5 separate regions of the Homo sapiens genome follow, and all the other regions are linked to region 1. Evidence: chromatin contacts called from ENCODE Hi-C or POLR2A ChIA-PET data. All regions are on one chromosome and are shown on one strand. The core of a region is the stretch at or near the end of the contact, and the rest is flanking DNA. Distances in the headings are between cores, read along the strand shown. Region 1 overlaps FAM120A (family with sequence similarity 120 member A). Region 2 overlaps WNK2 (WNK lysine deficient protein kinase 2). Region 3 overlaps WNK2 (WNK lysine deficient protein kinase 2). Region 4 overlaps WNK2 (WNK lysine deficient protein kinase 2). Region 5 overlaps WNK2 (WNK lysine deficient protein kinase 2).

Region 1 (5,882 bases), core at 1,546-4,045:
CTCCTACCCCCACCCATGTAAGTTCCTCATTTCCTCTGCATTTGTCCTTCATAGAACTTATTACCACTGCTGTTGCATTTTTTTTTTCTTGAGTGCGTTTTCACATGGCTGTCCTTTACAAACTCTGGTGAAGTCCCACAGCCAGTTCAGCACAGGGCAAAGCACATTAATGAAAAGCTTATTTTGTCCCATGTGCAGGTCTTTGGTCAACTTAGCCTGGGCTGTGTTACAGCCAAGACTGGAAGCTTCCCTGGGGTACAGGGAGGAGTAACCAGACAGCTTGGGGACAAAGGTGGGGTGGATGAGGGCAGGGCTGCCAGGCTGGCCAGCAGCAGGCTCCTGGCAAAAAGGCCTCTGCACCATCTACTCCACAACGTGGGGAGCCAAGTAGCATAGGACTTTTGTCCAAGATATAGTGAGTAAGGGTAGGGAGTTGAGGCTAACAAGAAAGTATTGCATTCTCAGAAGAACTGAAAGTAGAATAAAACTGAGGGAGGGATGAGAGTCACCCCTAAGGTTACTGTCCATCATAAAACACCTGTATTCTGCTGTCTGCCCCATGCAGTGCAGAGGTAGGCTCCCTCTGAGCAGGGAGAAGGAATGCAGGGCAAGGAGGGGTGTCCTGGAAAGCAGAGCAGCCTAACACTACCTTGGTCCTTGTTGTTGATGGTATAGAGAAAGGTATAGACAGTGAATTATTTCTTAAAATTCTTACCTGATTGTTTGGGAGATCATAAAACAGCCAGGAGAGACATTAGAAGTTCCCTGTCAATTGAAAAATGAAGAAATTATGGGCAAATTAAATGTAAGAGGGGAAATGTTCACCCTCACTAGAAATCAAAGTCATGCAAATAAAAACCCATTTTTTAACCTGTCAAATTGGCAAACACCAGTGCCTTGACTGTGCCCAGCAGCCAGGCTAGTACAGACAAAGAGCTCCTGGACCCTGGATACCAAGCAGCGTTCCGGAGCTAAATCAGCAGGAGCACCAAAAGACTCCCTTCCCTCACCCTTCCCCCACCCTTCCCCCACCCTTCCCCACTGGGAGATTCTTCTGATGAAATGCTAACCAGGAATAATGACACTGGTCCTCACAAGACTCACCTACAGGGTAGCATGGATACCTGGAGCCCACTGGGCATCCAAGCACAACCCGTCCTGCCTCAAAGCCTTCAACAGACCACAGCACTGGAGGATACAGCAAGCCCTGTCCTCGGGGTGGCCATGGGCTTCTCCGCTCTCCATGGATTCCCCTTGGCTGGGTGCTCCATCCGCTGCTCCTGGCCCAGACCTGTATTCCCAGATAGCCTCCACTCATGGCTGCATCACTTGCCCATGCCACCCATCTCCCCATCTTTTCTCATTTTCTTGCTTGAAATATTCTTATTTGTACACATGTATGTTGTCCCCCTACTCAAATGTAAATGCCAGAAAGGCAGGGGCCTTGACATCTTCTGTCCCATGGGGCCTAGGGCTGGGCCTGACACGGACTCTCCGCAAGTGCTTGCAGAACAAGGTAATGTCCAACCATGCTGGTGGGGAAAGACTGAATACGTTACGATGCAGCCCCACCGTGGAGTCTGTGGAACTATGGCAGAATATGGAATGGTAGGGAAAGGCAATCATCAAATGATGCTAAGTTGGGAAAATGTTACAAAATATTAACATGATTTTTTTTGTATAAGAAAAAAATCTATATATTGTATAGAAGGAGAGAGACCAAATGTTAAAAACAGGTGTCTCAGGATGGGGGAATTACCGAGGACTTCTTTTCCTTTTTGTGTATCTAGCCAGTATTTCTTAAACTTACCACAATAAACACATATTGCTTTTGAAACAAGAAAAAAAAATCAGTAAAACCTATTTTTTTGAAAAGGAAGAGGATAAATGGCCAGGCAGCAGAACATACGACTTGCCCCAGGATATCATGCTGCCAGGAAGGAGAAACACCAGCATCACCATTCAGTCCAGCCCGCACCAGTGCCACCCACAGCCACTGACCCCTGGGCCCATGACAGCATCGCCCTTGGGCCTTCCTCTGCAATTCTGGTGGTGTGGAAGGAGTGGCCAGCATGGCTCCAGCAAGGAGGGATGTCCTTGGCCTCCTTGTTCCAGCCACAGGGTCGCCGGAGCCCCAGCACCCTCTCCCTTCCTCTCTCCTTAATGCCCACGCCTGCACCTACTGGAGCTTCAGGAGCGGGTGGACAGACCCAACTTGGAGCTAAGGGTTGGGTTCCAGCCCAGTCCCTGCTGAGAGTGACCTAAAGCAAGCTGTGCTGCTCTCTCACCTACAGCAATTGCAACTAAGAGATGAGAACCACCGGAAAGAAGGAGCACCTGCTTGTCAGGGAGCAGAGAGGGACCCTTGACATGCGCGCGCTCCTGCTGCTGAGACTGTACTGTTCAGAAACCTGTCCCTCTCCCCTCTTAAAGCCAGAGGGCTCTCCCTGTCAGTTTGCTATTCTCAAGTGGCGTGGGCCTGCCCCTTGAGAGAGGGAAGAAAAGCGCGTGGTTGTCACGGTGGGAGAGGTACTGCCTAGCAATGGATGGTGGAAGCTGGTGGGCCTGGAAAGTGTTCCTCCACAACGCTGTCCCTCTGCCAGGCACGTGCGATCCAGAGTGGGTTAGACTGGTTCCCGTCACAGGCAGGGTCCTCAGTGGAATGGTGTTTTTGAAAGATGGAGCGTCCGGGCGCCCCCATCTTCTCACAGCACAGAGAAGGGGCTGGCTGGCCCGCCACCGGGAGGCTGGCGCAGAGGGACTCAGCCGTGGCCCCGGAACAGCGGGCCACCGTCAGGAACCGGCGAGTCAGGGTGGGAAGAGGCCCTGGAGTGAGCGAGGCTAGCTTCACTTCCTTCAAACTCTGAAGGCCCACCCCATAAAAAGAAGGGGTAAATTCGTCTGGGGTCTGAACAGCCAGGACCAAGAGCGCTCTCAGGCTGCTAGTTGGAGAAACTGGCTCGGCTCGGGCCTTGCTGGGACTCGGGCTCCCAGGGTCTGCTCGGTCTCTCTCGGGGCACTCGGGTCTTTGCTGGGCCCGGCGCCGGCCCCGCACAGAGAACCGGCTTCAACGGCGCAGTCTCAGCCTCCGGGAGGAAAAAGCTGGGAGTAGGCCTCACTGACACGGCCCCGCCTCGCGGGCTGCGCGCGCACCGGGACCTGCGCGGTGGCGGACGGGGAAGCGCCACGCAAGGCCCCGCCCCGCCCTTCCACAGGAAGGAAACGCGCCCCCGGGCGAGCGCCAGCCCCTCCCTGGAGCGGGATCGCCGCAGCTCTCCTGGCCGCCTCCGGCGCCGTTAGCCCACCATCCCCCGCTAGAGGGCAGCACGGGGCGCTTTCTCCAGGCGCTCGGCGGACCTGGGTACGGGGACCTCATATCAGGCTGCAGAGAAGAGCCTTCAGTCAAAAGGATGGCATGAAAAACGGACTATACTTGTAACATCCAGCTTTTAAAACGTGGTGGAGTCAAATTTATTGCTTCCTCAGGGCTTAAAAAAACCTCTTCTGTAAGTCTGCTTTATCAAACAGAATTTTTTTATCCCCTTGGTTGCTTGAAACTGAGCTATCAAACAAATTAATCATATATTAATGTCCCTCTAAGCCGGAAACCTGGAATTACTTTGAAAAGGTAAAATATTTTTCAACTTTGGTTTTCTGATCTTTTCAGTAGTTGTTTCGATTTGAATTAAACCTCTATAAAATTAGCTTTTACAAGTGAATTTAAAAGCCACGCCATACTTTATACTAAAAGAATAAAGATTTTTATTAAGCATTGTAAGTTGCATTCAATAGCCTTCAGATACACCACACCACAATCCATCGACAGTCAATCAAACCCAACAGCAGTTCATTCTTGCACAATCCATGAGTTAGGGCAAAACTCCCTTCAACTTACAGTAAGATCCTACTTAGCTCTTGCGGGCAGGGGTTGGGGAATTACACCTCATTTCTGATCACTAATGTGATGAAGAGCATCAGAAGTATATGAAAACGATAAGAAGTGATTCTGATTTCAAAGTACATTGTTTGGAAACATTAACAAAAACATCAAAATGATAGAAGTATACCTGCTTCTACTAAATTCTTGATGGGAAAGTTCTCAAGAACAAGCAATTTGTTTCCTGCTACAGAAGGGGGGGGTGGTTTTTTTTTTTTTAAGATCAAAGGGTTTTTTTTCACAGAATTTCATATTTGCTAATATGAAGGCATAAAACAGCAACAAAGAACAATAATGCATACAGCAGTGAATACACCAGGGTAATGTTGATATTCGAAACGGCTAGATAATTTTTGGGGGGCTTTAGAATAAATGCAACAGAGGTCAATAATCACAAAATTTTAAGGTTAGAGCAAGATCAGTCAATGACTAAACAGAGTTAACATCTTTTATAGGACTATTACTGATTATTAGCATTTTTGTTTTGCAAATGGGCACATACTGTTAAGAATGGAAGAAAGGACGATAACATGCATATTAACTACACACTTTAAAAATTATGAACCATGCAGAAGTTTAGCTCAAGTAGTAGTACTAATGGTCTACATCCGATTCAAAACCACATAGTTCATTGATCACAGATGCATGGTATTAGTCACGAAAGTTTCAGAACACATTGTGTTGATTTTGAAAGGTCATTTGCATCTTCTATGATTTCAACTTTATCTCCATTTAACTTGCTTGTAAAGTATGTATGATGTATTGTATATTTAAAATCAGCAGAACGGCAATATTACTCTATAATTTTTTAGTTTTGATAGTTGCACTTTTTTTTTTTAACACAAAAGAACCACATCAACAGTGATGAAATTTAAGAAAGAAAAACTGTGGTTGTGCCTTATTTCTTTCATAATCATAAAAATCAAAGCCTTAAAGAAAGCTTCATTGTGAAACAGTAATGCAAAATCAAATATAATGGCATACATATGGTGCCAAATGCTAAAAATTATATTTTAAGCTATATATACTTAAAGACTGCCAAAATTTGTTTTCTTTATAGTTCAAGAAACACAACTAAAGGCTTTTGTCATAACCAGTTTAAACTTTATGTGTACTTCATTTTAAGTGCGGGAGTCAAATGCTCTTCATTTTCTTTCTCTTTTTTGTTTTATTGTAGCATTTTGACTACAACTGGTTAAAACTAAAAATGTGTTGTTTAAATCTCTGATATCAAAGAGGGATCTGAATTTCCAAAGTCCTCATTTTTCTCTTACGGAAAGGACAAAATGTACATAACTGCAGGCTCTCTTTCTCTCCAGATATTCCTAAATCCTTACCCTTCCAGCATCCTTCACCCTCTATAAAAAATAAGTTTACTCTTCTTTATTTAAGACAGCTGCCTCCAGAGCAGCTTCTCTGCGGCAAGCGCTGTCTGTACTTAGTGCATTTAAATGAGGATTTGTATTGCACGTTTTAGAGTCATTATTCAAGGCACTTTCAGAGTGGCTGGGGGCCCTGGCGTCACCCGTGCTCCCGTTCATCTGGGGAGCCGGCTTCTCCTCGGCCATCACTCCGTTTTCAGCCAGGGACCCGTCTGAAGACATAGCAGAGGACTTCGATTCCCCAGATTTTGACTTAAGTTCTTTGGCCACTTCTTCTGCTGAAGCAGCATAAGGAGGTCTGCCCTGTTTAAAATGAAGGACAACAAATGAGAAGGTGGTTTCTGATAAACAGAAGAGAGAGGATGCCAATTTTGGCCTAATGACACTCTCTGCAGATTCAAGAGCAGAAAATGCCCAGCTGGGTCCTTCTAACCCTGTCTTTGCTTTGACTTTTGGGCGGTAGATGCTCTACCTGTCTCAGTCAGTTCCCTCCATGGCCCCTTCCCTCAACTCCTCTGTAGTTAACACCCTGAAAATGAGGGAGATTCCCCCTTCAGGAGCTC
Region 2 (5,882 bases), core at 1,624-4,123, 360 kb after region 1:
ATCTCAGCAGGCTCAGGAGGTGGACAGATCTGAGTGAGAGCAAAGGTCACGAGGCTGATGTGCGGCAGGCTTGAGTGCCCCAGCACCCACGCGCACAGGAAGGCGAGTTCCCCAGCACCTGGGTTCAATGGGCCCAGAGGCAGCTGCAGACAGTGTGGTCCCACTCGCTCCCCTGACAGCCGCCCTGACCCAACTCCACAGCCTGGCAGCCAGTGGTCTGCCCCAGGCTCACACTGTGGCCAGCGCTCCTAGTCATCCAGCAAGGGCCCAACAGTGAGCAACGCCCCAGTCCCCCATCCCTGCCCACCCTGCCCATCCCTCACCCCTCCATCAGCACGAATAGCCCCACCTCCCTCGACACCCCACTGTCCTCCCCAAATCTCAGGAGCACCACAGCCCACATCCCTGGGGTGGGAACGCTTACTGCAGAGAGGCAGGGAAGTCACTCACGTGGGGACAGTGCATGAGGCCGTCGGCAGATCAGCCACACCAGCCATGGGCCCTGCTCACCCAAGTGGGCAGGGTCAGGCTGTGGGACTGCTGCCCAACCCCACCATCCTCACAGTGGGGCCCCAAAGAGGGGAACCCCCAACTCCCCACCACAGCATGGAAATGCATCTTCCATCTCTCCCAGGCCACAGAGAGGTCATGATCTTGGTGCCCACAGGCGTGGGGCTCCTCCCTGGCCATGCTCTGGGGGTGTCCCACCAATCCCCCAGTCAGAGTGGGGGCACAGGCACCATGATAGACCAGCCCCACTCGCTTCCTGGAGGATGACATGGAGAATCTCCCCTGGGATCCTGGGGGAAGGGCGGGCTTCGACCATCAGCAATGGTGACTTTCAGCACGCACTCCACCCTGCCTTGAGGCACCCAGAGAGGCCACACAGCCAGTGCCACCAGCAGGCCTGGCTCAGAGGTCCTAGTCCCCTTCCACCACATTGCAGCCTTGTTCCTTCCACCCAAGCACAGCCCTGGGAGCTGCCCCTTCTACTTTAAGCTGTTTCTCCTCAACCGCACCCCAAAACCCTACAGAACCCCCTCTGAAGTGGTAAGAACAAACCAAGACCAGAAGAATCCCAGATGTTCCAAATTAAGGTTCCTGAGGCCTCAGCCAGGGTCTTGGACGTGAGGGAGAGGGGACTGAGGTCCACCTCAGGCTGCAAGACCTGTCCCGTCTCAAAGGCACACAAGGGCTGAGGTGTTCCATGTGTCACCCCAATGGAGAGCAAGCAGCCCCAGCCCACAGCTGTCCTGCCACACACGTGGTGGGTGGAGATGGGGAGCAGGCACAGAGACCAGAATGTCCCGGCCTTGCGCCAGTGTGCCTTGAGGTGCCACAGGCCTGTCCTGTGGCGTACAGCCCCAGGAGATCGCCATGGACTCTGTACCCTAGGGAGGCCGCCAGGTGCTCGCACCTACCTGGGGTGGAGCTGGCCCCACCACCACATTCCCCTGCTCAAAGGTCTATGTCCTTCTGCTCAACTGTTTTTTTTCCAGGAAATCATTTGGAAGAAAAAAAGCTATTCCCAAGGGTCTTCAAGGCCACAGTTTCATAGGAGAGCTGCAACCTCTTGGTCCGATCATAAAGGAAAATCTCAACAATGAGGCTGCTCTGCCAGGGCACCAAGCACCCCCGGAGCTGTGGTCACCAAGGCACCATCAGAGGGAGGGGCTCTGCTGCACGAATGTGAATGCACAAAGAACACACACAACTTGTAGAACATGCATACTCACAGAACCTGTACACACGGAAGACACATGCATTCACAGAACACACACGAAGAACATGCACATACACAGAACACACATGCAGAGCACACACAGCCGCAGAACACACACACGGAGGACATGCGCACACACATGAACACACACAGAACACGCACGAAGAGCATACACAGAACACGCAGACACACAGAACACATGCACACATGAAGAACACACAGAATACATGCACACACAGAACATGTGCACATGGAGAACACGTACATGTGCAGAACACACAGGACACGAATACATGAAGAACACACCAAATACACACGTGTGCAAAACACGTGCACACAGCACATGCACACACACAGAATACACATAACATGTACACGTGGAGAACACACATGCACACAGAGAACACATGCACATGGAGAACATGCAAACATGGTGACACATGCACACAGAAAACGTGCACACAGAGAAACCAGCCAAATGGCAGGACACACAAAAATGAGGCCTCCCTTTCAGCCTTGGCGACAAGGGTGTGGGTGGTTCTCCTTTCTCTACAAAAACGTGTTACCTCTATTGTTTTCAAAATATTTCTCAGAAGAATATAAAGTGAGAGGGCGGCAGATAACATGAACACAAAAACTCCACTTTCAGTGGAAACGTCCAGTTCCAGCACGGTGGTGTAACAAGGGACACCCATCTCCAAAGCCAGTAATTTGGACCTGGGGACGTCCCCTGCTCCAGGCTCCGCCACAGTGAAACCAACCAAAACTGAGATGTTTGTGTGTTCTGTCTGGGAATCGTCACTGCAGCATTATTTATAATAGCAAGAAAAGCCAGGCACCGGAGGCAGGGCCTGGGGAGGAGATGAAGGTCCTCAGGGCAGTCACAAAGCCCCTGGACAAGGAGGAAGGGAGCAGGCATCAAGGTGCCACGTGGAAGGGGTGGGACACGAAGCTGTCCCCCTAAAGTCCACAGGCACGAGAACGGAACTGTGAACGAGAACGGTGGCTGTGTTCTCTCCGAACCCACAGGAATTCTTTTTTTTCCTTTCCTGTATTTCCCAAATTCTTTGCAATCTACTGAACTTCGCAAAACTAAAAACAGCGCCTGGAGAGGGCGTGGGTGCCGGCAGCAAGCGAGCCTCCCTGTTGCAGGCACTGCAATCCTGGCCCGTGACTTAGGCCAGCAGCAGAGCACTGACAGTGAGGCTATTTTCATTTCCACAGTGAGGTTACCATGGAGTTTAATTTCCTCAAGTGCTCCCTCTGGCATCTGTTCTATAAATGGCTCTGGGGTTTGCACCAAATACACTCACTGGAGACAGAATTACCAATTCTGTAAAGCTCGCAAACCAACCAGCCTGTTGGGCTCCTCCTGAAGGGTCCAAAAAAGGAGGGGCTGGCCTGATCACCCTGGGCGTGCACTGGACACCTACTGCATGCTGACCGGGAGATCATGAATGACAGATGCTCACCCTCCTCAGGAGCTGGTGGGGAGCTGAAGGTCTGCTGCCTGTAGGGGAATGGTGGACAAGGCCCCCCCACCAGAGATCTGGGGCAGGTCAAACCCACGGCTCTGCAACTTAGGAGTGCTATCCGAGCCTGAGTATTTTAGAACAAGGTAAAGGATATATGGGAGATCCTGATAACTAACTGGGGTTGGGACTTAAGGTTTGTCAGGCATCCTCTACTTTCTGGTCTGCTTGCAAGTTCCCATGATAACGGGTTAACAATAATGCCTGAGGGTTCTGGCCTCAGCCTCCTGCACAGCTGGCCTGGCCTCTCATCTGGATGCCCCAGGATATTACCCTCTGGGGGCAGCCTCTCTGCTCTCCAAGGAAGCCTGGCAGGAGTGGGCATCACAAACAGCCCCAAGGCACCCCTCCAAGCTGGGAGCTGTCCTCCTCACTCAGCAGATAAAGAGACAGGGCCAGGGAGTCCTCTACATTCCCAGGGGGTGGCAGAGCCAGAACAAAACACACTGCCTCCCCTCTCCATGTCCAGCCCTCAGTAACCCCAGCTGCTGCACATCCAGCCGCTGCCACAGTGTATCCCCAGAAAAACCTACAAACACGAGGCAAGAGCTGCCTCGGGGAAGCAGGTGTCACTCTAGGCCTGGATTCTGGCTGCCCTCCCCAAGAGGGCACAGCCTCCTCCTGTCCATCCCCCAAACTCGGGGCCCTGATGGCAGCAGAAGCATTGGGGCCCATGGTCAACACTCATTCTGCAAGGGAGGGCCAAGCACACGTCTGCCCGGTGCTGGCTCCTGGGACAGGCCCTCCCACCTCCCCCAGTCACGCAGCCACCACCCTCCATGGTGTTGTCCCATCCAAGGACACTAAATATGGCTGCCTAGAAATCCACCCCCACCCCCAGTCAGAACTCCCCGGTGCATCCAGGGCTAAGGTGGGGCAAGCCACGTGCTTCTCAGGGTCTCCTGGGTCCCCAGGCAGGGACTGGAGCCAGGGCAAGTGCATGCCAAATGCTGTGCCCTCAGCCACCAAGGCCAGGGCGGTGAAGGGGTGGGGGTTTCCCCCAGCACCCTAGGTCCACGTGCCCAGGTCACTGCAGGCGACCCTTGGCAACTCCCTGTACCCACCTCAGCCTGTCCACCAGCACCAGAGGGCTCAAAAGGGGCAGCCCCAAGCCCCAAAGAAATGGGGCCCTACATGTTAGGAAAAAGACACGCACTCCAGACAGATCACACTGTCCACATGGGCCTTGGCAGGGAGGACAGGAGACATCAGTGATGCCCTGTACCCCGCATGCCCCTCAGGCACCACCCTCTGCAGCATCAGTTTCCTCATCTATAAAATGGGCCGTGGGCAGGAGGATCCCATAAAATTGTGCCCCGAGGCTCCGCACGGGGTCTAGGCTACAGCCAGCACTCAACAACAATTGCCTCCAGGGGTGTCCCCACCAAACTGGTGGCTTTACCTGAGGCTCAAACCCACCCCTGATTTTCCTCTTGCCATCCAAAGCCCCCAGTACGTCTGGAGCCTGAGACCCACTGGCCCAGAGGCTGCCAGAAGGCACTGGCGTCACACAGAGCCAGTGTCCCCAGCAGCAAGACATTCGGAGGACCCTGCACTCAAGGGGCCACGAAGAAAGGCCTTTAACACCACGTCCCCCAGAGAGAAGCTTCTCAAAGGCTGCCCCCAGCTTCGTCTGTGTCACTCAAAGAGTAAAAGTCAACACCAAAGATAAAATAAAATCCCTCAGCAGTGCCAAAAATACCTCCCCACGGGATGAGGCTGAGCGGGCGCCAGCTTCCACAGCAGCAACTGTTGCTATGGAGACCAGGCTCCAGACAGCCGGCCGCGGGGCGGGCCGAAGGACAGAGTGGGGGCCAGGCACAGGGTGCAGGGACGGACAGGGGCTGACCAGCAGGATGGGGGAGATGACAGAGGCTGGCCAGCAGGGTGGGCCCCCAGGAACAAGGGGGCCCAGGATAGGGCTAAGCCTGAGTGCCAGCCTCCACCCACTGGGGCCAATGGCCTCTCCAGACCTGGGGGGTCCAGGGGCTCCCACCTGCACATAGGCTGCCCACTCCCCATGAAGGCTGGTGCTGGCCTTCCCACACAGTGGCCGTCTGCTCACTGACACATCTGTGCTGACAGATGCCCTGAACTCAGGAAGTGGGTAAGGTGCTACCAAAGTGCACAGTCCCAGCCCAGTGCTCCTCAAGCCTCCCCAGTCACCGGTAACATTGGTCTACAAATGAAGGGGTGAGGAGGAGGTAGTATGCTCAACTGGAAAATCTGTACCAGAATGGATGGAGGAAAGCAGGACCTCCCACAGACGTTAACACAGCTCTGATCTGAGCCCAATATGTTCAACATATTATAGAGTGCCTAACTCCAATATCCACTGGCCTCCCCTGACCTGAAGCTGTCCCCTGCAAGCTCAGTTCACTTCTTGGCCTGTGGCTTCCAGCATGATGAGCTCTTCAGCCCTGCTGGCCTCTGGCCTCCTCTGTCCTCACCCAGGGCCAGGCAGGACAGGGTCAGTCCAAGGCCACCAAACACACAGCCCCAAGGCTCTGCCCAGCTTGGGGTCCCCATACCCCCACCAGACACCCATGTTCCTCCCTGGTGTCCTCGGGCATCCCTCACTTTCTGAGCCTCCCTGAGCCCCAAACAGTGCTGACAATCTGCTATGA
Region 3 (5,882 bases), core at 1,715-4,214, 340 kb after region 1:
ATATATCTGACAAAGGACTCAGATCCAAAATGTATAGAGAACTCCTGTAATTTAATAATAAACACATGAACAGATACTTCACCAAAGACACAGAAATGGCCAACAGCACACGGAAAGAGGCTGAGCATCATCAGTCGCTGGGAAAATGCCAACAAAGACCACACTGAGATACATCCCATACCTACCAGAAGGGCTAAATTAAAAGATGGATACGGCCGGGTGCGGTGGCTCACACCTGTAATCCCAGCACTTTGGGAGGCCGAGGCGGGCGGATCACGAACTCAGGAGATCGAGACCATCCTGGCTAACATGGTGAAACCCCGTCTCTACTAAAAATACAAAAAATTAGCTGGGCGTGGTGGCGGGCGCCTGTAGTCCCAGCTACTCGGGAGGCTGAGGTAGGAGAATGGCATGAACCCAGGAGGTGCAGCTTGCAGTGAGCCGAGATTGTGCCACTGCACTCCAGCCTGGGCAAGAGTGAGACTCTGTCTCAAAAAAAAAAAAAAAAGGTGGATACTTCCAGCTGCTGGGAGGCTGGGGAACAGTGGGCCCCACCTGGCACACTGCTACCAGGAGTTCAGGTGGCGCAGCCCTCAGAGGAGGGCTTGGCAGGGTTCACACCTGCTCTGTGTCCAGCCACTCCCCTCCCGGGATCCATCTGGGAGGAAGGAAAACATAAGTCCATAAAAGATGGACTTGGATATTGGAAGCAGCATAATTCATCATAGACCCACCTGGAAACCACCGAAACATTTGGGGCCAGGTGAATGAACCATGCCGCACCCATCCAAATGGGACCATGGCTCAGCAGCAAAAAGGAGCATGCTCCTGCCTCTCAGTAGCACAGGTGAAGGCCAAAAGCATAGGACTGAACAAAAGAAGCCAAACAAAAGAATATGTCTGGTAGGACCCCCATCTTCATGTGAAACCCTGGAAAAGGCAGACTAATATCTGGGGGATGCCATCAGAATAATGGTTACCTCTGGGGTGGGTAGAAGTGGGAGCCAAGAGATCTTGGGGTGGAGGGTGATGGAGAAATGTTCCACATCATAACAGAGCACGTGGGCTCCACCTCTATGTGCATTTGTCAGAGCTCAACTTGCACACTTAAGTTGTGTGTTTCATTATATGTAAATCACCCTTCAATTTTTCATATGTAAAAACAAAAAAAAAGGAAAAAAATCCAAAGACCAAATGAGAGAAGTAGAAGAAAGAAAATAGAAGAGAAACATTAAGAGACATGGAAGAACTGCCTGGAAGTCAAACTATGTCAAAAGGGTTCTAAGAACAGACACCATGAAGTATAAACAAATAGTAGAATAGCATTTCCCTGAGCTGGAAGGAGAACGATTTAGAAGAAAATGGCCCACCAAGGCCAGGTCAGAGTAAATGAACACCCCACCTCCAGGGCTGTTCTAGTGTAATGTCAGAACCCCGAGCAAGTCTTATCTGCAAAGGAACGGCCCAGGTGGGCGGTGAGTCTCACCAGAGACACTGGGCGCAGGTGGCAGGGACAGTGTCCTCAAAGTGCTAACTCAGAATTCTACACGCTGTCAAACGGACACCAAGCCAGGCGGTCCAGACTCGTTTTCAGACATGCAGGAGCTGAAAGTTAACTTCCCATGCAGTCTAGGTGGAACAAGTTACTGGAAGAAATGTTTCCACAACACACAATACAACACAACACAACACAACACAACACAACACAACATAACACAACAGAAAGACATGCACCCAGGGTGACCCTCGAGGTCCCTGGGGGTGAAGGAAGCTGGAGAGGAGATGGCAGTGCTCAGCTAGGCCAGTTCGCCCAGGAAGCCTTCTCTGGGAAACAGCATGTCAGTTTACAATTCCCTTTCTGTGCGCCTAGTCCTTAATTCTAGAGGAAACTCACAGGATCATTTATAGCACAAGTTATTTTTGCCAGTATTTTAGCACCAACAGTAACGTGTAAAAGATTTCATTGTAGTTTCAGAGCAAAATGTTCACGTTCTAAATGACTAAGAAAAAACGGGAAGTAGGGGGGCGTACCCTGCATGCACTACAGTCTTCATTTTTAACAGCAGTTACCTACTGAAGTTGATACATGTAAGACACGAAAGTCAGAAATGGTTAACAATGGTGCCTCTTAGAGGTGGGCTTGGAAGGGAAGAGGATCTCATTTTATATTCTACACCACACGACTATTTTAATCAATGTAACACATTGCTTGGTAATTTTTACAGTAGGGGAGACAGGGTCTCACTCTGTCACCCAGGCTGGAGTGCCGTGGTGTGATCATAGCTCACTGCAGCCTCAATTTCCTGGGCTCAGGTGACCCTCCCACCTCAGCCTCTTGAGTAGCAGGGACTACAGGCACATGCTACCACGCTGGCTAATTTTATTTTTTTAGAGATGGTAGTCTCACCATGTTGCCCAGGCTGATCTTGAACTCCTGGGCTCAACAGATCCTCCTGCCTTGGCCTCCCAAAAGTGCTGGCATTACAGGTGTGAGCCACCATGCCCAGCCTGCTTGGTACTTTAACAGTCGGTTAGTGTGTCCCCCTCTGAGCCCTGCCCAGAGCCCACCTACAGGGTATGCTGCCCCCACAGAGCCTGTCCACATCCTCATCACCTGTTTGCTGACATCGGGTTGGCCTGCATTACAGGAGCAACTCCATGAACACCTGTGGACTGAATTCATTCATTAACCTATTAGGAAGGCTCACAGTCAACAAGCCAGGGCAGGAAGAATGCACCTGATCCCTAAGTGATTTCCAAATCCTGCCAGACTCACACGGTGCTTAAAGGTTTGGTGTTGAGTCAGAGGCGGGGGCCTCCTGGCTGCTCACTCAATGTGATGCCCCTCCCTCCCAGACACTGGAGGGTAAGGTCAATCAGCACCAATCTTCCTCCTACCAAGTCCCCAGTGCTATGCAAATTCATGGCTCTTGTTCCCTCATAGTGGTGAAAGTCAATCAGATGACAAAAGACTTAAGGCATTCTGGGACAATGCCAGCTCTTATTTGCTCTAGGAAAAAGGTCCTGTGGGTCACACACAGGCAAGGCAGGACAGCACCCTCCAAGCCGGGCAGCAAAGCCCCTCAAGGGCTGCACGAGTCACACAGCCAGGGTGGTCAGAAGATTCTTGGTCCCAACGGCCCTTCCCAGCACCCCCAGGACACCTGGGAAACACATCAGGGGTTGCCTTCGATGTTGACTGAGAGCATCAGAGGTTCCTGCCCTGAACATGGCAGGGTGTCTGCAGGCAGCCCCCTCCTATGACACTTCAGGGCCACCTGCTCTGCCAGAACAGTCCCCAGTGGGCAACGGTTGGAGATGTCAGACCTACTAGGGGCACACTTGGGATTCCGTGGCATCTTCCTTTCAGCTAGGCAGGACCCCAAAATCCAACCCCTTGAAGGGGCAGAACTGGGTCCCACCAGGAGGTGAGCCCCACGCACACTCGGGCAGAGGAGAGTGCCCAGAACCAGTGAGGCTGAGCCCCGAGAGATAAGCCTGCTGCAGGGCCTCGCTCCAGTTCCGTGGGGCCGTAAATCAAAACCAAAGGAAGCCTGGAGCTTCTCTGTCCACAATAGTCCCATGCACAGAGAACTGGCCCAGGACAGAGGCCCCAGGTGCAGGATGGGAGGGCATCAGGTCTCTGGTAGAGCTCAGGCCTAACCAAGGACTTATCTCCCTGTCACTTAAGTGCTCACACCCAAAAGCCATGATATCCACAGGGACACACTGGGAAGACAGCATGAGACTTCCACCATATATGTGTCCCCTTCTGTTCCCTCCACCCCCGGGAGGGTGTCCCCACTGCTCTAGGAGGCTTGGCATCCCCACACACTCCACGCCCTCCTGGTGGGAAGAGCCTCCCTGCTACTCCCAGGTCTGGAAGATTTGAACCAGTCGACCCAAGCTGGGGGCCAGCAGGCTCCTGCCTGCCCTTTCACCACAAAGTGGAGAGAGGGTCTGGGTCTGGTTCCAGGAGGACAGGGTTTGGCAAGTGCACAGGAATGGCTGGTGCAGAGCAAGCCACACCATCCCCCATGCTCTGTCTGGAGTCGCTCAGTCACGGAGGCTCTGGGTGTGCGGAAAGGGCTGTTCACAACCCCATGGGAACGCAGCCAACAGATGAGAAAACCAATAAATATGCAACTACACACTGTGCCAAAAATTACCAGTCAGGGCACCCCTGCCCCCGAAGAAAAGCTCCAGTTTCAGGCAGCCTGGGGAAGAAGGCATTCCCCACCCCACCTAAGGCACGGGCAGGTCTGAGGTCCCTGGAGGAAGTGGCCTCTGTGCAGGCATGATGTTTGAGCAGTGGGTGGTTTATGTCACTACAGGGCCAGGCAACGGGGCGCCACTTGGACAAGAGGCAGGCACTGGGCCTGCTCTGCAGTGAGTGGTCAGTGGGCTCAGTGGAGCCATTTTGATGTCCACACCAGGCATCTGCCACTGACCAGCAAAGGGGAGGCCTGACAGAGCTCTTCCACCTGCTGCCTCCAACATTCTCTGCTGGTCTTAAAACAAACTCACTTCCTTTAAATCCAAGTTCCCTCTTTAACCTCATCTTGAGCAACAAAATACACAACCGCATTGACAGGTGAGCCAGTGTGTGTTTTTTCTAATTCATGATTTTAAAAAGAACATCACGGCTGGGCACGGTGGCTCACACCGGTAATCCCAGCACTTTGGAAGGCCGACGCGGGCAGATCACCTGAGGTCAGGAGTTTGAGACCAGCCTGGCCAATGTGGTGAAACCTCATCTCTATTAAAAATACAAAATTAGCCAGGTGTGGTGGCAGGCGCCTGTAATCCCAGCTACTCGGGAGGCTGAGGCAGGAGAATCGCTTGAACCCGGGAGGTGGAGGTTGTAGTGAGCCGAGATCACACCATTGCACTCCAGCCTAGGCAACAAGACTGAAACTCTGTCTCAAAAAAAAAGGACATCATTATAAAGATGAACATTTTTCCCGACACCACCAAATAAAAGTGGCCAAGGAGTGTGAGGAGTCACAGACGGAGGCTGATGTGCCCCTAGACTTCTTTGCAGAAAAGGGACCCTGACGCCGGTGACCTGTCCCAGATGCTGCCCTCCATCTGGATGAGTGCAGCCAGGGAAGGAGGTGCTCAGTTGGGGGTGAGTCGGCGGCACTGGACTCTTCCCACATTCAGTCTTCTTTGTCAAGGGCTCCAAGAAGTTTACAATTCTCTGAGGCAAAAACCTGAACTTGAATATCTGGCCCCTGGTTGCTTTTGTAAATCATACTATTTTATTTAAAAAGGGAGGGAGGAATTATTAGCTGGGTGTGGTGGCACACGCCTGGTGTCTCAGTTACTTGGGAGGCTGAGATGGGAGAATCACCTGAGCCTGGAAGCAGAGGTTGCAGCTGAGCCAAGATCCTGCCACTGCACTCCAGCCTGGGCCACAGAGCAAGACCCTGCCTCAAAAAAAGGGGGTGGGAAGGGGCAGAGGGAGCAGGGGAAGGTGCCAAGTGAGCTTTACTCTCTTAAAGGCCACCTGGGACCCTGCCGCCCGCACATACACACCGGTACTCACCCTGTCACCCACACACAGAAGGAAGTAGGTGCCTGCCTGCCCCAGGGGTAAGTTGGGATGTAAAATGTGTCATCATAGGGTCAAACAGTTGTAAAAGATGCCATTTCCAGCATTTTATAAATACTGACTTTTTAAAAATGTTCTTTGAAATGTTTCCCGTGGAACCCAAATGTCGGCAATCTGATGCCCTCCACCAGCTGTTTCTAAACACGGGAATAAACACGTCTCCAGCTCCAACCAGGACGCAACCTCCATTCCCACGGAGGTGATGGACACGACGCGGCTCTTCCCGAAAGCCTCTCACTGACTGCCCTGCCACACTTCCCTGCCA
Region 4 (5,882 bases), core at 1,439-3,938, 320 kb after region 1:
CTGGCTCCACCAGACCCTGCTGGCTCACGGCCCATTTGTCCCCATCTGTCCTGAGAACATGAACTTCATTGAGCCTTAATCTCCTGGTTACAGATCACCGGGAAATGCTGAGAAAGCCCCAATCCCTTCACTGAAACAAGGCTCACCCATACCTAGGGTCCACACCCTGCATGGTGGGCTGGGGGGACAGGGCCCAGGCTGGTCACAGAATCAGGCCCTGCACATCCCAGTGCTTGGGTCTGCTGGCCCCACCACCCTGGAAGTTGCTCTCTTATGAAGTTCCCGACATGCCCTGGCACCAAAGGTGCTGGCAGAAGGCGAGCCTGTCACGGGGCATAGGTGCCCAGCCAGGACTCCCGGAAACTACCTACAGCTAAAGCAATCACCCACGCTACGTGAGGACAGCTCAGAGCTACACGATGTCTCCTCCGAGGGGATGCCATGCGGACCCCCTTCCTCACAAAGCATTCCAATAAAGGGAGAGGACTTCATTTTTCTTTGCCCAATAGCTGGTTTTTGCAGGGTAGGTGGGAGGGGTGCCCATGGCCATCCCACCCCTGAGCACTCACAGGCCAGGGAGGTGGCGCTGGTCGGCAACGTAGGTGGCAGGAGGTGCTGGTCGGCCTCCGGCTCCTCGGGCTCTGGTGGCCCGGGCTGCCCAGCCTGTGCATGGTAGGTCACCTGGACCTGCAGGGGCACCGGCGGACCCCTGGCCTTGTCCGGGCTGCCCACATCCTGCTGCTCCTTGGGCTGCAGCGCGGGCCAGATCCTCTCCCGCCGCCACTGGATCAAGGCCACGCGGTCACGGATGGACTTGGCCACGATCTTGACGTCACTCTCGTGGAAGAATCCAGACTCAATCTGTAAAGGCAGTCATGTTGTCAGCATCGCTGGGGATCAGCCCTCACCGGCCCACACCCCTTACCTAAAGTGCTTTCCCATCACTGGCTCATCCACGCAGGACACGCTCGCCATCCCACTGCCACTGAATGTAAAATCCGCGGGGACAGCTCAGAGATGGCATGGCAGGGGTTTGCCAGGCAAGGCAAAGAAAGACCACCACCACGCAGGCCTGACCTGCATCCCGCAGAGTCCACAGCAAGAGCAAAGCAGACCAGCCCCTCAACCGGACCCAAGGGCTCCCTGAGCTCCCAGCGCCCCCGGGGCTGGTGGCAGACGGGAAGGGGCTCCTGATTGTCTCCATACTCAGAAGTGGTGACAAGGAGCTTTGGAGCTAGCATTTTCCTGAAACGTCTCTGAGTCTGGGGCTGCCCAAAGATGGGGAACGGGGCCACACCCGAGTTGCAGATGGAGGAAGGACATGCGTTTTGTAATTAGGGACCAGTAAGGTATGCACTGATGCCTGGCAAATTTTAAAACTGATTTACCAAGCACAGCCTTGAGAGCATTTGTAAGAGAGCCCGAAGGTCTCCAGGAAACATCATGAGCTCGCCAAGAATATTCACGGAATAACTACCTTCTTTCTTCTGATAAAAGAGATCCCTTTTGAAGGGGCTGCTCTTGCTAGGCTGCAGTTGTAGTGACCACAAACACATGAAAACATGGGAGAACAAAGATTCCAGATCCACCCGCACTTCCCCTCCCTTCCTGAGCACCTCAGTCCTAAAGGCTCTAGGTCAGGCTGGACCAGCCAGGCCTCTGCAGTAGGGCGGAGGTGCCCGTGCAAGAGGGCATCCTGGCTTCGGGGCAGTGCCAGGCACAGAGGGAGTCATAGCTATCGGGGAGGGGAGGTGGTGACAGCACCAATGGAGGCTGGCGACCCCACAAAAGTGACCAAACAAGAAAATATATTAGGGATAGTGGACGCCAGGCTCCTCAGGTGTGGAGAGGCAGAAATTTTCAACAGGAACCTTTTTGCTGGGTGGGAATTGGAGCTGTTGGTGTGAAGCGCACAACAGAAGTGAATAAACACAGACAGACTGCACAGGCAGGCTCCCGACACCTTCGCGGTGTAAATGCACAGACACATGCGTACTTGTGAACTGAGTTCACCAGGAGGGCCTGGGAGCAACAACACCCACAGCAAGGAGCATGCAGAGCTCGGCCAGGACAGGAATGCAGCGCGGCTCTAAGAGGCGGCAGCTCAAGGCTGGGCAGGAGAAGGACAGGATGAGCTTGACAGTGAGGACGTGCTCAGAGTGACAGGGACGTGCAAAACGGCACGGGAGCCAGTGCTGAGGGCCTCCCGCTGGCAAATCTGGGGCATTTTGAGCATCAAAATGAACAGTAACACAATGATGGTTTGAAGGACATGTCCACAGACTCTGACATGCATTTTGCATATGGGGGTGGCAGGAGGGGTGAAGTGTCACTGCTGGTATCAGGTGGGGGGCGGCAGGTAGGTGTGGCCTCTCTATCCCCATCTCTCCCTCCGTTTCTCCTCTGTGGCTCCCTCACCCAGTCTCTTTGCCTCCCTTTCCTGTGGATCATCTGCTCTAGGGGAAGCCATGTCACAAATGACCCTATGCAGAGGCCCTCCTGGCAGGGAACTGAGTTCTGAGGCAGGGTCTGAGACTGCAGCCCAGGCCAACACCTGATCCCATCTCACTAGGGCCCTGAGCCAAGGCACCTGATCCCTGACCTCTAAGGCTGGAGCCAGGGCATTTCAAGTGACTCACTAGGCAGCAATGGGACAGTTCATCTGTGGAGCAGGACCCATTGAGTAAAACAGAAAACCATGAGGCCACAGAGAGATAAAGAAATAAGTGAGAAGATTGGTGACAAACAAGATATTTACAGTGTCCAAACATTCTCCATGAGACACGTACAGTTGCAAAAGGTGAGAGGAGCTCAACTTAGAGAAGCCACAGGCGCCGTGCACCAAGCTCAGAGCCAGCATCTGCCTAACTGGCGGGTGAAGCTGTGCACCCCGGGGAAACACATGCAAACTCAGCCCCTTCCATGAGATTCCTGTGGAGATGCAAGACCTGACTGTGACCCACCCACAGAGGGCCACCTGAGCCCGTCCCGAGGGACAGGACATGGAAGTCAGGCGAGGAAAGGGGCCCAGAGGACTTGTGATGGTGTCACTGGGACAACTGGGGACCTGAGTGGCCCGAGGATAGGAGGATGGGCCTGAGGATTGACGGTATTTCCGGATGCAAGAAAGTGCCCTAGTTTCAGGAAGCAGACACGAAAGTATTCAGGGCTTCAGGGGAATCAGGTCAGCCACTTAGTCTCAAATGGTTCGTGGAAAATAAATGGTTCTTTGTAGTGTCCTTGCAATTTTTCAGTAAGTTTGTGATTATTCAAAAGTCTTTGTTTCAAAAGACAATTTTTTTCCACAGAATGATGTTCCCTAACAGAAACAGCCCTGGTCAGTCTCCCCTGATTCAGAAGAGACATAAGTGGGGCGGGGGAGGGGGGACCAGTGAGGTGGGACAGAAGCTTACGGCTCAGTCAGTGGGACCCGTCTACACTCAGGGTTGCCGCTGGCCCCAAACCAGCCCCAAGGCCACTCAGCAGCAGGGCAGCCCAGCTGGGAAGGAGGAGAAACCAGGCACCAGGTTCCCTTCTGGCTCAGAGTCCAGAGCAGACTTTTTTCTAGGGAGCCTCAGAGAACGGGCTCCAACCCTAGGGGGTCTCACAGGGAGGCCGAGGCAGGTGTCCCTGTCACTGGCACCTGGGCGCAGGTATGCACAGCCAGCCAGACCTGCTTGGCCCGGGCCTCTGCTCCTAGTGAGCATGTGGGTGAGGCCATTCCTAAGGCTCCACGTGGCCTCGGGGTCATATCCAGGGCGTGGCCCCACCCTTGCCCACCTCGGCCCAGATACGTGACCAGAGGCTGCCAAGGCCACGTCCTCCTGCTGCCATTACTATTTGCTGCTGGCGCCACAGCCCGCAGCCCATTTTCCCTTGAGACTGTCTTCATCATCACCCCCAGCCTTCCTCTCTAAAGTGTTTCTTCTATTTTTTTTCCCAAACAGGAAAACATTTAGCCATGGTGAGTGCCACACAGGCGCATTGCATTATCAGGAGAGTATGAAGGTGGAGGGGAGGGCTGGCTGGGAATCCCCTTGGGGGTCGACTCCCAGAGTCCCTTCCAGATTGAAGCTGGCCCAGGCCCCACAGAGCCCGCTATTTCATCTCTGTCTCTCTCTGGGGAGCTCCATCTGGCCTCTTCCATCTGCCGAGTGGAACTTGCTGAGAGGTGACTTCAGGGGAAGGAGAGCTCTGCCACATCTGCATTCTCTCCCACCCTCGGGGTCCTTCCAGAAAGAGGTCTCATCTGGATTCCAGAACACCTCTAAGACCTAACATCTGCTAATCTCAGGGACTTTTGTTTGTTTGAGACAGGGTCTCGCTCTGCCACCCAGGCTGGAAATCATGCAGCAGGATACAGCTCACAGCAAAGGCCTCCTAAGCTCAAGCAATCCTCCTGCCTTGGCCTCCCAAAGTGCTGGGATGACAGGCATGAGTGACTGCACCCGGCCTAATCTCAGATTTTAGGAAGAAGAGCAGCCTCAGAGCCAGGTGCTAGTGTCTCTCTAGCCTCAGCAGATGCACCAACATCAAGCTGTTTTCATTGCATCACGGCGAAGCCCCTCCAGTCTAGGGTCCATGGCAGGGCTGTTGTCAGGACCCCAGGGAGGCCAGTGACGGACTCTGGTGTCTGAAGCGGGTGGGAAGGAGGAGTGTGAGGTTAGAACCTGGAAAGGCCCCATAGGGACCCAGCGTCAACCTGCCGGGGCACACAAGCTGTTCCCGGGGAGTGAGCCCCAAGGTAGGAGTATGTTGCTTCCAGCTGCTGCCAGGCGGCTCTTGAGGTCCTGCCTTCCCTGTTCTTAGCAGAGTGGGGCGGGTGCTGTTTATTGTTGTGCTTTAGCTGAGCACAGGTCATGTCCCTTCTTCTTGGATGCTCTATTTCACGGGTGATGTGTCTCACAATGAAAAAAATGCAAAAGATGCAGAAGCGGGGGTGAAGGTGCTCGGGCCAAGGGGCCTCTGCTGTGAACTGATGCAGGAACACAGCCGCAGAGTTCAGCCAACTGCCAGGGACGGGGACTTGTGTGGTGATGGGCACAGGAGGCTGTAGGTTGAAGGGACAGCTGCATCCACAATGACCCTGCAGGAGGGCGGGGGCAGGGAGGCCAAGTCTCCGTGTGGATGAAAAGCAGGGAGGAGTCGCAGTCTTGGGAGGCTCCTCCAACTTGCCTGTCTTCGGAGCAGCTAGAAAGGCCCAGGGCAGGTTCTGGGCTTTGCCACCTTAGGACAGAACCCAAGACAGGCAAGGAGCCCACGAGGTCTGGTGGAGGCAGCAACACTGCTCTTGTAGAATCCTGGGGCCCTCCCCAGGCTGCACCACCCATGTTGGAATCAGTGCTGAGAGGGCTCTGATGTCCCCTCTGCCGCTCAGCCGTCGCTGTAGCACTTGGCCTCCTGACACAGCTCCCTGGTCCCTCGTACCCTGTCCCCCCAGCACTGACCAAGCATAACCACATTCATGGAAGGAACAAGAGCGCCTCATTCTCCTGCCCTTCCTGAGGCTGTCACCACATCAAAACCAGGTCATCCAAATGTCCTCCTATCCTTGCCCTTGGCCCAGACCTCAGCACCAGGATAGAGGTAACTCCCTGCAAGGTCAGAGCCAGCACAGCTGCCCCAGGACCTTCCTCATCCTCATTTGTGCGTGAGACTCCCACAGGTCATCCTCATCCTCCCTCGAGGCCATCTTCTGTCCTCTCAAAACCTCAGCCATCCCACTGAGCGGCCAGCCAGGTGCCTCCAGAGAGATGTTCTTGGCCTGCAGCCACCATCCCAATCCTCAGCTTACACGCTGTACATAGCCTATGCAGCATCTCACTCGGCACTTGCTATTTGCAATGAATGTGTGAACGGACAGCTGTATTACATCGGCAGAG
Region 5 (5,882 bases), core at 1,895-4,394, 300 kb after region 1:
CATCAGCTGGTGGCTGAGTGATAACTTCACGGGTGTTCACTTTATTATTATGCTTTATCATGTTTGAAACACATGTGTATAAAGTAATACAAGACACAGGTTTAAAACACAGTAAGATGAGAGAAGAAATGTTCTCCAGTTTCAGTGGCCCAGTGAGGACCTGGTGTTTGTGCTGCGCTGACGAACCAGCTGCTTGCTGCTGACAAAGACTCCTCCCTGACCAAAGCGCAGCTCACGCCTCTGACCCTCCAACTAGGCTTGACTAGGCCCCATCATGTCTTCAGCCTAAGCCAGTTGTAGAAAGAATTCCCAGCCTTTGTATCTGACCATATTCCTCATCTCCCACCTTTGAGGTTGAACAAAGCCTCTCACCCACCCCCAGCAAGGATCCTGTTACGAGGGTTTCTCCAGAATCCCTGACCTTGATGTCTCCTCTTAGCTATTTTCCAGCCACCCATCACCACACTGCTCCTCTGCTACCAATCCCCTGTGGTCTCTGCTGCATTTGGAGTTAAACTCATTCTCTCTCGCTTATTGCCACAGTCCTGAATAAAGTCTTCCCGACCACTGTAGCAAGCGTCAGAAGAATTTCTCTAATGCTGCGGGGGATTATGCTCTGGACCTGGGATCTGGGAGGGCTTTGTCCAAGGTGTCTCTGCAAAGCAGACACTAAGGCAGGGACTTGCTCCCTAGGAGCAGAAAGCCAGGGGCTTCCCCCTGCAAAGCCCACATGAGGCTTTCACGAAGCCAGGGCAGGGGTGGCCAGGGGGATGCAGCCCAAGGGGGCAGCTTTCTGATGATGTGCAATGCAGCAGCCGCAGGCAGGCACGTGGGGCAATCTATGATATTAACTTGAGTGGTATATTCTATTCCCTACTCATGCCGGCCTACTCCAGGCACTTGGTGGCCATCTGGAGTGAGCGCTACAACACTGTCCAGTGTGCTGCTGGCCCCTTTAGGACCTGGCTCCCTAAACCTCACTGATGCAGGAATAATGGTCTGGGGAGAATGTTCTCCTGGGAGGCAGTCACGGATGCACCAGGAAATTTGAGGACCACATGTACATCCTTTCCATGTTTCTTCGTGCGTGCTTTCAGCTGGAGAGTTTCTGAGGGCCCGAAAACGATCCCCACTCCTAGCCTGGCTCAGGTGCTGGGGACCACAGGTGTGGGGCTGTGAAGGCCTACAAGGTGCTCATGGACTCAGGTTGGTCTGCACAGGCAGGGAGGGGTGGCTCCAGAGGGAGATGCAGGCAGAGCTGGGTGGGCACATGGGACATGGGTCAGGGCTCAGAGCCCGCACTCCAGCTGGGGAGGCTGGAGGAAGCTCTAAGCAAGGACCACAGGACATCAGACTCCGGGATGCCCTCCCGTGCCTCACTCAAGGAACCTACCCACAAGGCTTCCTTTTATTTGGAGGAAGGGCTCAGATGCTCCAGAAGCCCTCAGGGAGCAGCATCTTAGAATGGTTAGAACATCCTTCAAGCTGTTCTTCCAAACCCAAGGGGTTTCCGCCCAGTGTGGGGAAGAGCCCGAGGCGTAAAAGGTCAGCACTGTCCCGAAAAGCCCCTGGGCCAACCGACACCTCCACACAAGGCCAGGCTCGACATGTGACCTGTGGCGCTCTGCTCAGGCCCACACGTGTCCAAGAAACACCGGGAGCCAAGCCACCCAGACCCAGCCTCACCATATACGTGGCAATTTCATCGGGTGCGTCCCCGTCCAAGTCGAACTTGAAGGTCACCATCTTGTGGTTGTGCGTCTCCAGCTGGCACTCCACCATCTTGTCCCCAGTGTTGCACACCTGGAAGGGGCAGCATCAGCACCCACCACGGGCGTACCCACACGTGCACCCGCCACACCCCCACACACCCCCAAGTACCCCTCCCCCCCACCCCCACCACACCCCCGCCACGGCCCCACCCCCACCACACCCCCACCATGCCCCCACCCCCACCACACCCCCGCCACGCCCCGCCCACTCACGTTCAAGATGGTAAGCCGGGGCCGGCTGGCCCTCTCCTGCCGGGAGCGCGCACGCGTGGACCTGCGGTGGTGTTTTCGGGCTGCCCTGCCCTCCAGCCTGCCCCCTCCAAAGGCGCCTTCACAGCTGTCACTCAGCTCTTTTCCAGAAGTGACATCAGAACCTCCATAGCTGAGCAAAACCCAAGAACATTAATGGCACCAAAGGACAACCAGCACGTCGGCAATGGCGGGGAAAGTCAGCTTATCTGGAACAGTCTGGAGTCTCCAGGGCCCAAATCTGTGACCTACAGAGGCAGCCCGTCCTGTGCGAATACCCCAAGCCTGCTTCTGGGCCCTCACCCAGCTCCCTGCTGCACCCAAGTGGCACGGGCAGAAGGAAGCACAGGCTTCCTAGCTACTAGCTGCGTTACCTTGATCCTCTCAGTCTCCTGACCTGCGAATCAGCCCCTGTGCCTCAGTTTCCCCATCTGTGCTACAGCAACAGAAACACACCCACCACTGTTGTGAGGCCAATCCGTTTTGCAGTTTGCAAAATGCCAAGCCCAGGCAGTGCCCAGCACCCCAGGAGGGTGGAACAAATGGTCACAGTTCAAATAAGGACACGGTTCATTTCCTGAAACACCTGTGTCCACAGCCCAGGAGGCCAGGAAACCCAGGATCGGGGCTGGATTCAGCCCTGTACACAGGGGGCCACCCTCCCAGCCCCCTCCTAGTCTCTGGGCACTGCCAACTCCGCCCATAGCCTCTCCGTTCTGGAACATTCTCAGCACTGCAAACCAGAGCAGAGACCCAGAGCCCAGCCAGGGGCCTCTGGCTACCAAACTCCAACAACAGCTGGCAAGACCCAGAGAGGAGGGCCCTGAGGCTCCACCAGGTCAGGTTTGAAAAACCCCTAATGGCATCAGGGCAAACTATAGTGGGTTCCAGGGGAAGCAGCAGCAGGAGCCAGGCTGAGTGGCTGTACAGGCCTGCGCCCCTACACCCGTCCTGCGAGGTCGAGGCTGGGCCACACTACCTCTCACAGCTCTGCGGGAGGCCGGGCGGCTTGTCCTGTGAGGCCTGCTCCTGAAATAAACACCCGGAGAAAAGAGAACAGGTCATGCGGACTCCCGCCTCCCTGTGGGCACAGCCACGCATAGTCAGCTCTCCCTCCCCACTTCCTCAGCCCAGCCTGCCCCGCTGCGTTCTCCTGCTCTCTTCTGCAGCCAGGTGGGTACGACCCAGGGGGCGTCACAATGGGAGCAGGCATAGAGGTTTTTATCTTGTTGAAACGCTTGGACCCGAGTGTATTCATAAAAGCTGGGAGCCACTTCCTTTCCAAAAATGTTAACCCACTTTGATCATCCCTCAAAGAGGACACACTGGTGCTATGAAAGCTTTTCACAGTCTCTTGCATCCTGTCCCAGGGAAAGCATCCTCTAAACCTGTATCTATAAAAATCACACCCTCTGTCTTGATGTGGCTTACAGAAAGTGTGAAATCTAGGGAGAGGTGAGAACAGAACCTGGGTGGCTGTCCCAGAGCTAAGCAACCCCGACCTCTAGGACTAAGACCCCAGGTCACTATGCAGATCCCCGGTGGCCGCAACTGCCCAGTCATGGGACAGGCTGGGGGGAGGGGCACACACCTCTTGGACTGGTTCCACCGTCAGCTGGACAGTTGGGCAAGGGCTGGCGATCCCGGGCCCGCCAGGCAGCGGTGGGTTTGCTGGTGGCAGAAGTGTGGCAGTCTGGGTGGGCACACTCTGCACAGAGGCAGACACCGTGGCCAGGGAGCTGGGGAACTGAGGCAGGAGCTCAGGGGCGGCAGGCAGCAGCACTTCCGGCAGAGGCGGCGAGAGGACCGCAGCCGGTGGCACAGGCACGGTGGGGACCTGAGCGGCGACGTCCACAGCATAGGGAGCTGGGTGGCCAAGCAGAATCTGGGGGCACAGGGGACAAGGTGCAAGTCAGGGCCGGCGCTGCCTTCACTGAGGGGGCCGTGCCCAGGTGTGTCTGGGAATACCCAGGCCGAGATGGGAACACCCCTCTCCAGACCACACCCTCCCCAAGGGGAGTCCCTGTCTCAGAGCACATTTAGCAGATGGAGTGAGCAGAAACAAACAGGAATGGTCATTCTCACACCCCTTTCTGTGGAAGAGTCTACTTGTGTGCAAAGGCCAGGAACGGGGCTCCGTCTATGAACCTGCCAAGCTTGGTTGAAGGGTCAGAGAACAGGACACACAGCATCAAAGCCAGGCCCCCACCACCCACTGGGGCCTGCGGCAGCCTGCCCCATCTGGCCCCCGGTCAGAGTGTGCATAGGGCCTCAGAGCGCGCACTGACACCTGCCGCCTCCTGGAGGGCGACTGCGGCTTAGGCTTGGCTTTCTCACTGTTCTCGTCTCTCTCTAAAAGCTCCTTGGCAGTAAAAGGTAAGACAAGTGGGGAAGGAGGAACCATGGATTGGAAAGTGCAAGTACCCTCTGTCTTCTGCCCCCATTTTGGAGTTGAGAAGGCTGAAATTTTAGAGAAACTTCTCACCTCTCAGGGCTGGAAGGAACAGCCACATTCACTGGGCCTGCTGGCCCTGAGACCCTCTGTTGGCAGCCAGTGGCAGGGTCAGAAATACCAAGCCCCAGCCTAGCAGGTAACCACTTCCCTCCCGGACAGACAAGACACCCCAGCTGCTGCATTCAGGGTACCCCATGGGGTGGCCAGCCCAGCTCATCAACAGACTTCTGGACCCTTCCCCAGCCAAACAGCAGGGACAGCCACTGAGTCTGGCAGTGACCCTCACATGTCACAAGGCACCCCTCTGTAGCCACTAACTGTGCCCAGAAAGGCTCTTCAGGTAGGAAAGCCCAGACAGCAAGGTCCCCCTCCTGCTCCCTGGTGTGGCCCTCGGCCTTCTGATAAACAGACCTGACTGCAAACCAGCGGGCTCTGAGCTGCCGCTGAAACCTGCTGGGACCAACAGCACTTACTCGGGTGGGCCACAGGACGGATGCGATTCTTCCCACTCACTGTCTAATCAAACACCACCCTGCTATCCAATATGTACCATCCCTTCCTTCTCTATGCACAAAGCCCTCTGGAGATAAGACAGCAAGAAGTGATGGCCAGGAGGAACGGCTCACGGTGGGGCAGCTTACTCCAGTCTGGATTCAGCACTAACGGAGCTGGGGGGCACCTGGCACCAGGGATGCTCCACCCCAGGCCCCTTCACATTAGGACCATGCCAGCTGCTTTCCTGCGGAGGCTGAGGCTCAAAAGGCAGGGCTGTGCCACAGTTACAGGGCTGACAGGGCTCAGAGCTGGGGTAAGGCCAGGTAGGAGGAGGTCAGGTAAGGAGGCCCAGGTGGGAAAATGCCAGGAAGGATGGGACCCAGATAAGGAGGCCCAAGTGCGAGAGTGCCCAGGTGGGAAGGCTCCCATACTAGCCCCTCTCACCTCACTCGAGTTTGAACAGAATAGTCTGCAAGCCCCAAAACATGAGTGGACTGTGTAGGGGTGTGGATCCCTGTGGGAAGGCCTCCCACCAGCAGGGCACATATCATGTGTTCCAGAGCGCCCCTTCACAGCCAGCCAGCATGCTGCCACGAGGTATCCGCCTGACCTGACATCAGGACATGGCCCCGGGTCCCACCATAACCACCCTTGCAGCCAGCAGTGCCATCTGCCCCCAGCCCCTGCCCCGCTATCGGCCTCACTTCCTTGCCCTCCCTAAGATGGGGTTGTCACCCTGCCTCATCCTGACAAGATGCTCTTTGAAGGGTGGACCTCAGACAGACAACCTGTGCCCCAACGCAAGCCACACCAAGGCTGCCAGACCAGGCCTGGGTGAGGGCAGGTACAAAGATACCACAAGAGCAGGGGCCACAGAGCCATGGGAAGGTAGGGACACAGAACCTATCAGG

The links. A loop is a pair of places that touch in the nucleus more often than their neighbours do. ChIA-PET counts read pairs that join two places held with the same protein, here RNA polymerase II (POLR2A). Pooled maps may share reads with other maps.
Region 2: a map of gastrocnemius medialis shows a loop between it and region 1 (4-fold over the local background). The contact joins two enhancer-like sites. A Hi-C loop is called at or near these places in 1 of 168 maps with a recorded cell type or tissue (gastrocnemius medialis) and 4 of 50 pooled maps. POLR2A ChIA-PET finds 5 or more read pairs at or near these places in 1 of 52 experiments (CD8-positive, alpha-beta memory T cell).
Region 3: a loop to region 1 is called in a pooled map, with 2.6 times the contacts of the local background. The contact joins two enhancer-like sites. A Hi-C loop is called at or near these places in 2 of 50 pooled maps.
Region 4: a loop to region 1 is called in a pooled map, with 4 times the contacts of the local background. The contact joins two enhancer-like sites. A Hi-C loop is called at or near these places in 2 of 50 pooled maps.
Region 5: a loop to region 1 is called in a map of OCI-LY7, with 8 times the contacts of the local background. The contact joins two enhancer-like sites. A Hi-C loop is called at or near these places in 2 of 168 maps with a recorded cell type or tissue (OCI-LY7 and naive thymus-derived CD4-positive, alpha-beta T cell) and 8 of 50 pooled maps. POLR2A ChIA-PET finds 5 or more read pairs at or near these places in 3 of 52 experiments (OCI-LY7, activated CD4-positive, alpha-beta T cell and naive thymus-derived CD8-positive, alpha-beta T cell).

Annotation. Positions count from the first base shown.
Region 1 is chr9:93,563,969-93,569,850 of GRCh38, reverse strand. FAM120A (family with sequence similarity 120 member A) reads right to left here. Exons shown (of 18, transcript NM_014612.5): 18 at 3,739-5,622. The coding sequence ends at 5,311. Among named protein-coding and RNA genes, the nearest start is that of PHF2, 9.7 kb to the left of the region's middle. RefSeq lists a silencer at 3,019-3,438. Within about 2 kb of position 2,795, at least 20 of the 41 ENCODE cell types and tissues checked have a DNase peak (open chromatin) inside an H3K27ac peak, as active enhancers do.
Region 2 is chr9:93,204,727-93,210,608 of GRCh38, reverse strand. All of the region lies in intron 2 of WNK2 (WNK lysine deficient protein kinase 2), which reads right to left. Among named protein-coding and RNA genes, the nearest start is that of WNK2, 24 kb to the right of the region's middle. Within about 2 kb of position 2,873, at least 15 of the 41 ENCODE cell types and tissues checked have a DNase peak (open chromatin) inside an H3K27ac peak, as active enhancers do.
Region 3 is chr9:93,221,744-93,227,625 of GRCh38, reverse strand. All of the region lies in intron 2 of WNK2 (WNK lysine deficient protein kinase 2), which reads right to left. Among named protein-coding and RNA genes, the nearest start is that of WNK2, 41 kb to the right of the region's middle. Within about 2 kb of position 2,964, at least 13 of the 41 ENCODE cell types and tissues checked have a DNase peak (open chromatin) inside an H3K27ac peak, as active enhancers do.
Region 4 is chr9:93,242,522-93,248,403 of GRCh38, reverse strand. WNK2 (WNK lysine deficient protein kinase 2) reads right to left here. Exons shown (of 30, transcript NM_006648.4): 8 at 570-861. Among named protein-coding and RNA genes, the nearest start is that of WNK2, 61 kb to the right of the region's middle. RefSeq lists an enhancer at 3,158-3,657. Within about 2 kb of position 2,688, at least 4 of the 41 ENCODE cell types and tissues checked have a DNase peak (open chromatin) inside an H3K27ac peak, as active enhancers do.
Region 5 is chr9:93,259,838-93,265,719 of GRCh38, reverse strand. WNK2 (WNK lysine deficient protein kinase 2) reads right to left here. Exons shown (of 30, transcript NM_006648.4): 13 at 3,613-3,906; 14 at 3,001-3,050; 15 at 1,986-2,154; 16 at 1,687-1,803. It overlaps LOC124902214 (a long non-coding RNA gene), which reads left to right. Exons shown (of 2, transcript XR_007061668.1): 2 at 140-572. Among named protein-coding and RNA genes, the nearest start is that of WNK2, 79 kb to the right of the region's middle. RefSeq lists an enhancer at 2,183-2,851. Within about 2 kb of position 3,144, at least 8 of the 41 ENCODE cell types and tissues checked have a DNase peak (open chromatin) inside an H3K27ac peak, as active enhancers do.